2 separate regions of the Mus musculus genome follow, and region 1 is linked to region 2. The links are chromatin contacts, found by Hi-C or POLR2A ChIA-PET in ENCODE. All regions are on one chromosome and are shown on one strand. Each heading gives the region's core, a stretch centred on a gene start or an enhancer-like site at or near the end of the contact. The rest is flanking DNA. Distances are from core to core; before and after follow the strand shown.

Region 1 (3,293 bases), core at 629-3,128, 1.4 Mb before region 2:
TGTTACAAGCATCTCTGGAGCATGAAGATTTAATTCTGTTCAAAGTTTCGGGTTTCAAACGGTAGAGATGTTTCACTTCTGCTTTGAGAAGGGCTGTTTTTATAACTATGCTGAGAACTAAAACAGAATGAATAAAATTGCACCTAATATCAGTCACAAAGTCAGTAGTGGGTGTCATTTTTAAAAGGAAAAATATCTTCTAGCTAGAGATGAGATTTTTTGGTCTTGACCTTGACTTAATAATCAACTTGAGATGCTTTTAATTCATTGTTGGCGTGTAGACGCTCCAGGATATTTAAAAACTTTCCGAGTGGGGTTACTAGCCACTTCCATTTCGGACTTAGGTTCTCATCAAGCCTGCACCACCCTGTCCCTAGGCAGAAGACATACTCCAGCCCGTCCCAGAATCGAAAGACCCCGTAGAAGCACCGAATGGGGTAACCTTTTGGCCTCGGTGTCAGGGCTCCCAGCCTGTGTGCCTTGACTTCCCTTCCCGCCAGCTTTTCAAACTGGAGCGGTGTTCGTCCTTGAGGCTCTGCATTCCGGGGAGGCCTGAACCTCGCTTCTCGGCTTCCCCCTTTCGCTTGCCTGCCCTTCCCCGCCCCCCATCCCCCCCTGGCGCCCAGAGCTGCTCCTGGTGCGTAGGAGAAGCTCGATACGTGTCAATTGGATTGAACTGCTGCGGGCGCAGGCTGTACACTGCCGCCGAGCCTTGATCTGCACGACGTTACCGAGTGAAAATTTATGGGCTGAACGGTGAAGCCAAAAGTTGTTCCCGGCCAAGTAAAATAAAACGCGGGAGATACTCTCACGAGGCCGAGGTGAGAGACGAGGGCAGACCTTCCAGCCATCGGAGGTCCGGACTGTGAAATGCTTAAGAACTGGGAGAAACTCAGGCTCATCCCAGGTCCCTTTATGGTCCTCCCACCCCCTTGTGTCCCCAAGAGCAGCCCCCCACCTCAACACAATTCCCACACAATTGAAATGTCCGGGGAGCAAGGGCGCGGAACTGCCACTGTTGCGGGTGGTGGTGTTTTCACGTAGCTCTTAGCGCCTTAAGGGGAAGTAGCTCCTCTGGGAAGAAGGGGCGAGGTGCGGTGGGGGTGGACGCCCACGCGCACTCAGGCTCTGCTGGGCTGGCTCTCGGAGGGGACGCTAGGCCGGGAGAGCGCAGCGCTGGTGGCGAGAGGAGGCAGTGGCGCCTGCCGCTGGGGTTTGACAGCTTTGGCTGAGAGGAGTGCGAGGCGCTTTATGGTAATTGCGGTCCTCCACTGGCCTTCTGGGTAGCAAGGGGAGTCTCGGCGCGCGGCAGGGAAAGCCTCCCCCGCCGCCCCGCCGCCCCGCCGCCCCCCATTCTTGGGGCTGGGGATTTGTTGGCCGACCTAGCCGTCGCCGCTGCGGAGTCGGTCTCCAATACCCTAGGACGTGAGCCCTGGCTGGGCGTGAATGCTAACTCGGCCGGAGCTGGGACGGAGAGGACAGAGGGCGGTAGAGTTGGGGGGGGGGTACGAGGACACGACCCGCCACCCAGGTGGTTTGGGGTTCAGATGTGGCGAGGCCCCAATGCACCCGGCTGGGAATCCGTGAGGGCCGGGGAAAGTCGGGCGAACCTTTCCTGGGGAATCACCCCCTCCCGAAACCCCACCGCGGAGGCGCCGCAGCGGAGGGTGAGCGGAGACTGGGGATCTCAAACTTGCGAGAGCTGGAGGCGGCGGCGGCGGCGGGCGGGCGGGCGGCTGTCGCTCGAGCGCTGCGCCTGAGGGGGGAGGGGAGGCGGCTGTTGGGAGGGAGGGAGGGAGGGCGGGCGGAGGGAGGGGGAGGAGGAAGAGGAGGGAACCTGGGAGGGGGGACGCGTTGGGATCGCGGCGTGCGGCAGCAGACGGAGCCTGAGCTCCCAGCGGCAAGGTGAGGCAGAGCTGCGCTCCGGGCCGAACGGCGACCGAGCTCTTCGGCCGAGGGGGAGACGCGCCGGAACCCAGAGCACGACCGAGAGCGGGAGCGAGGCGGGCGGCGGTGGCGGAGGGGGAGCACGCGAGCCGCCGGGCGGAGAGCCCGAGCCGCGCTGTCGCCGCGGAGGGACGACTTGGCCAACACACTCGCTCACACACACTCACACACACACCCAGCCCGAGCGGGCGCTCTCGGCGAACCGTCAACATGGCGCTGGGGCTCTTGCCCGAGCGCGGGCGGCAGCGGCGGCGCGGGAGCTGCTGAGGGTGACAGAGCTCGGGCCAGCTGCGGGAGGAGAGGATCGCGCGGGGCCGTCGCCACCTGCCCTGAAGCTCGCAGCCCGCCCCGCCCCGCCCCACCCCCACGCGGCCCAGAGCCCACCCCTCCGCCGGGCCGACCCCGAGGGCAGCAGAGCGGCTGCAGTCGGCGGCGAGCGAGCGCGGCGCTGGGAGTGGACTGCGGGCACCAGAGGAAGCCAAACTTTGCTGCTCGCTGCGCTTTCCCGGCCGGGCTCCTTCACGTAGCCGCCCTCTCCCGACCCCGCACACATTCACCCAGCCAGCCGCCCCCGGATCTTCCTCGCCGCCTGGACTCCGCTCCGGGGAAAACTTCAAAGCGCCGGATCGCAGGGCTCCCTGCCTACTTCCCGACTGGGGATTTCAGGTCAGTGCCCGGAACACCTTTCCCCGGGGGCCGCGGGCGGGCTGGCGCGCCGGGGACTGCAGCCGACCTCCTCCCTCCGAGGGTTTCTCCTCCGACTTCGGTAGACCCCCGTTGGGAGGCTTAGCTACCTTGCTCGCTTTCGGTTTTACATCAGAGCTGCAAGTTATTAAAAATGCAGCCAACCTAAGCGGCCCCCGCATGGGCACCAGGGAGGGAGGGACTCGACGGAGGACCTGCCGCCTCCCGAGGGGTTGGGAGGATCGGGAGTTGAACGAGTGGAAGTTTGCAGCCTCTGTGTGTCTGCGCGGGAGCGCGGTCGTCGCCGAGCGTCGGGAGTCAGGCGGGGGGGGGGGTGCTGGGCTGGAAGCTGGGAACCTCGTCTCGGCGTTACCTCGCTAGCAGGAAGGGGAGGGCGGCGGGTTCCCGTCTGCTTTCTTTTTCGACTCGGAAAAGAACTGTAAAAACCCCCAGCCGCCGCCGCTTCGTCTGGCCTCTCCTGGGGCCCGGCGGTGCCTCCGAGTGGAACGCCGGCTTGAGCGTGCGCTAGTGTGTGCGGCGGGCGCCTCGGACCGAGCCGAGCTCGACCTGCCGTCGTCGCTCAACTCCGGAGGGGAGTCCCGGGTTTTTCCTTGGCTTGCCCCAAAGCGTGAATCACGTGGAATAACGGGGGCGGGGGGGGG
Region 2 (3,496 bases), core at 762-3,261:
TACCGGTTACCAACAGTGCTGTTTGTGCGCTTATCACAATGGAATCGACGAAGTTTCAAAGCAAAGAGATCTGAAAGACTTAAGACAGGGTCACTGTTACAAAAAGAAATAGTGCAAACAGGAAAACTGACGCAATCCTAGCAACGCCAAGGCCTCCTCTGGCAGCTCAAGGCAGGGCAGCAGGAGGCTGAGCCCCGCCTCCCCCAAGCACCCGGCTAGAAGCTGCCCTCCCATGTGTGGCAACCCAGCACTGTGCCCTGGCATGGCCCTTTCTCAGGCCCTTCTCTTCCGGAAAGAAAAACAGAAAAGAAACCCCAAGAAAGGCACAGGCTGAATGAAGGACATCGGCCCAGTTCCATTCCCACCAACACAGAGTAGGCCCCCTCCGGGGGTCTTTGAACCCCCCTCTCTGGCGACTACTTTCCTCTGCTCTCGCGATGAGGCCCTCTTCTCCACACTAACCCCACCAAGTACACAGCCCAACTTTACAGTGTGCCCTTCGCGCCCCACAACCAGGAAGAAAATAGCTTGGAGGAAAGAGAGGGGTGGTAGAGCCGACCCGAGAGAGGGTGCTGGGCAGCGGGGACAGCCCCCGCCTCAGTGGCCCCAATTACTGAAGCCGATCTCCTGCTTGTATCTATTGGTGAGGATGTTGGCTTTTCGGGTGAGTTTGGAGAGCACGGTGTGCAGCCCGCGCAGGTGGTAGTGGAACTGCTGCTCCAGATCTTCCTCGCCCGCATCCGCGCTCTCCAAGTGACTCAGGCCCACCAGGATGTCCTTGGGCTTCCAGGTGCTCTCCTCGCTCCCGGCCGGCGGAGACGAAGGCTGGTGCAGGACTCCCCACTCGATATCATTGCGGATGGACTTGAGCAGCACGTAGTGGCTGTACATGTCCCGGGAGGGCGCGAAAAAGCTTTCATTGGCGCTGCCCGGGCTTGGGGCCGGGGTCGTGCGCTCCTCCAGGCAGCCGCCACTGCCGCCTACCTCCACGCTGACCTCGTCTATCTCCGGCTCGGACAGGGGTACGTCGCGCAGCAGACTGGGCACCATCACCGTCTGGTCCATGTTGTTCACCGCGCCAATGAAGCGATTCATGGCGTTAAAGAGCGAGTGCTTCTGGTTATATGTGTCGCAGATTTGCATCATGGTGGCCGAGCGGGCGCGGAAACACAGGGACGCTGGTACACGGAGATAGACCGCTGGCGATGCCGCCTTCAAGCGCTCTCAGAGGCTGATGCCGGGAGCCTGCTTGAAGCCGGTGTGACGGGATTCCCAGATCCTTCTCCGCCCTCTCTAACTTGCTTCTTTCTCAGCTCAGCCCTTCGTGAGGCCCGGCTGCTCTTATCTTTGGCTCAGGATTGACGGTGGGTGGCTGGGTCTAGCCTTTTTCTGCTTGGGAGACAGAGACGAAAAGAACAAATTACCCACCCGGTTAGGATGCCCGGCATCCGGTCCGCGCGATGCTCCCACCCTGACCAAGGCTGGCCAGAGAAGGCACAAGGGTGGTTCCTTGGGACCAGCCGGTATCACCTCCTCCAATACTAGCAGAAGACCTTTGAAAAAAAAGGAGAAAAAAATCTCCCCCATCCCGGACTCTCTGGTTTCTCCCTTCTAAAACCTAAGCGAAAGCAACCATATTAGCCCGGGCTGCCAAAGGGCGGGGACACCCACCTCTTGCACTGCGAAATCCCCTGGTTCTCAGTGCTTGCGTTGCGGACGGTGGCTGCCCAAGGGCGCTGCTGCGGTCACTGATCGGACTGTGAGTAAGGGCGACTGTGGTTGCTCCGGCCCCCTGCCCATTCCAGGTGCTCAATTTATAGTCCGGGAAAGGTGTCCCAGGCGCCCAGGACCACCCCTGATGTCTCCTCCTCCTACCTCCTCCAGCAGCACAGATAAAAGGTCCCAGCCCTGACCGCGAGTAACACTCGCCCAACCCTTTCTACCGCGGGGGCGGGGCACGCCGGGTGGCTCCGCCTCTCGCCTGATACCCGGGCTAAGGCAGGGCGGCCCAGCAGGGCAAGGCAGGGTAGGGCTGGGAGGATGGAGCGGCCGCACCCCAGCACCAAACCCAGAACAAGCTGTTTGGGGGAGGGAGGGCGAGGCACTGAGCCCAAGGAGCCGCCGTCCAAACCAGAGGGCGGACTGGCGCGCGCGGGCTGGGCGGGCTTGGCGCGCACTCTCCGGGTGGGATGACCGGAATGCTTGTGTGTCCGGGTTGCAAAAGAGCCCCTCAATCCTGAACCTAGAGTGACTGCAGTCCGGAAATTTAGCCTCGATTTATTATTAGACGTCGGGTAAGAGGGATTCACAGCTGCCCTGACTCCATACTTGGGAATCTTATGTAAGAAGAGTTAGCAGGACATGCCGGATGCACGTGGACATGGGGTGCTCCCTCCACGGCCCAGGTCGTGGTCAGCTGCAGGGGGATGGGAACACTGAGGCATTTGCTTCCCTCCTGGCGGGGTCTTTCCTACTACTGCTGCCAGGTATGAAGAGCACCCTGGTCATCTGATCTATAGTTTTGTGTCCCCCACCAAGAGATAAGAGCATGGCAATGGAGTGTGAACTTGGGCCTTGTGGCCCTTTTGGCTATCAAAAAGACTAGGAGAAGGTGGCAGAAGTTAGGACTGGTGTTGGGTATATCTTATCATTTAAAGAAAAAAAATGGGAGTATACCCAATAACTTTCTGGAGTGTGTGTCAAGTGCTCCTTTCAAAAGATAGTTCTTAAGCAAGGGTTACTTAATAAGCCTAAGCTGTGTACCATAGCCCTGGATCTACCTTTCAAGTTTTACACTTGAAACTCCTCTTTCAGGTTCCCAGCCCTGAGCCCATACTCATTTCCCATCTCATTTCCTTTGCCACATCCCTCAACCTCCAGTCAGCTCTTCCATTCCTCCAGATAAGATGACTCAGGCTTCTAATTTTAAATTTCTTCCCACTAAAGTCTTCGGGGGGAAGTTTTAGTATGGCATTCCCCTGCAAGACAAAAAAGCGCCCCAAACAAGGAGAGACACTTATGCATGTGGGTTTGTTTGTTTGTTTGTTTTTTCTTGAAGGACTGGTACTGTCTACCGAAAATCATGTCTCTTTTCAATTTTGAAGGGAACAAGAGCTGATAACAGACAGAAAAGTCATTGGTAACTCTAGAACCCAGACTGGCAAATCTCCATCTCCCTCTGGTTTACTGGTTCTAGATCATAACCCATGCTTCCAATGCTTTCTTATGTATGTATGTATGTATGTATGTATGTATGTATGTATGTATGTATGGAGACACAGTCCCAGCCAGCCAGCCAGCTTGATTTGGAACGACAGCTACTCATCCTTCTGATTCAGTGTCCCATGTTCTTTTAAACATGAAATAATGTTTGTTATCTGCCCCGTGGAGCTAAGGAGATCAGTGGAAAGAAGAATGTAGATGGGAAACATGCATTGTGTAAACCTGACACATAACAATAACCTCAGCCTTTCTCTTCTTATGCCCAGATTTGAAA

The links. A loop is a pair of places that touch in the nucleus more often than their neighbours do. ChIA-PET counts read pairs that join two places held with the same protein, here RNA polymerase II (POLR2A).
Region 1: a map of left cerebral cortex shows a loop between it and region 2 (3-fold over the local background). The contact joins the promoter of Bcor here to the promoter of Mid1ip1 in region 2. A Hi-C loop is called at or near these places in 1 of 37 maps with a recorded cell type or tissue (left cerebral cortex). POLR2A ChIA-PET finds 5 or more read pairs at or near these places in 1 of 5 experiments (Patski).

Annotation. Positions count from the first base shown.
Region 1 is chrX:12,079,138-12,082,430 of GRCm38, reverse strand. Bcor (BCL6 interacting corepressor) reads left to right here and starts at 1,878. Exons shown (of 15, transcript NM_029510.3): 1 at 1,878-2,613.
Region 2 is chrX:10,715,880-10,719,375 of GRCm38, reverse strand. Mid1ip1 (Mid1 interacting protein 1 (gastrulation specific G12-like (zebrafish))) reads right to left here and starts at 2,011. Exons shown (of 2, transcript NM_026524.4): 1 at 1,672-2,011; 2 at 1-1,389. The coding sequence starts at 1,146. The coding sequence ends at 598.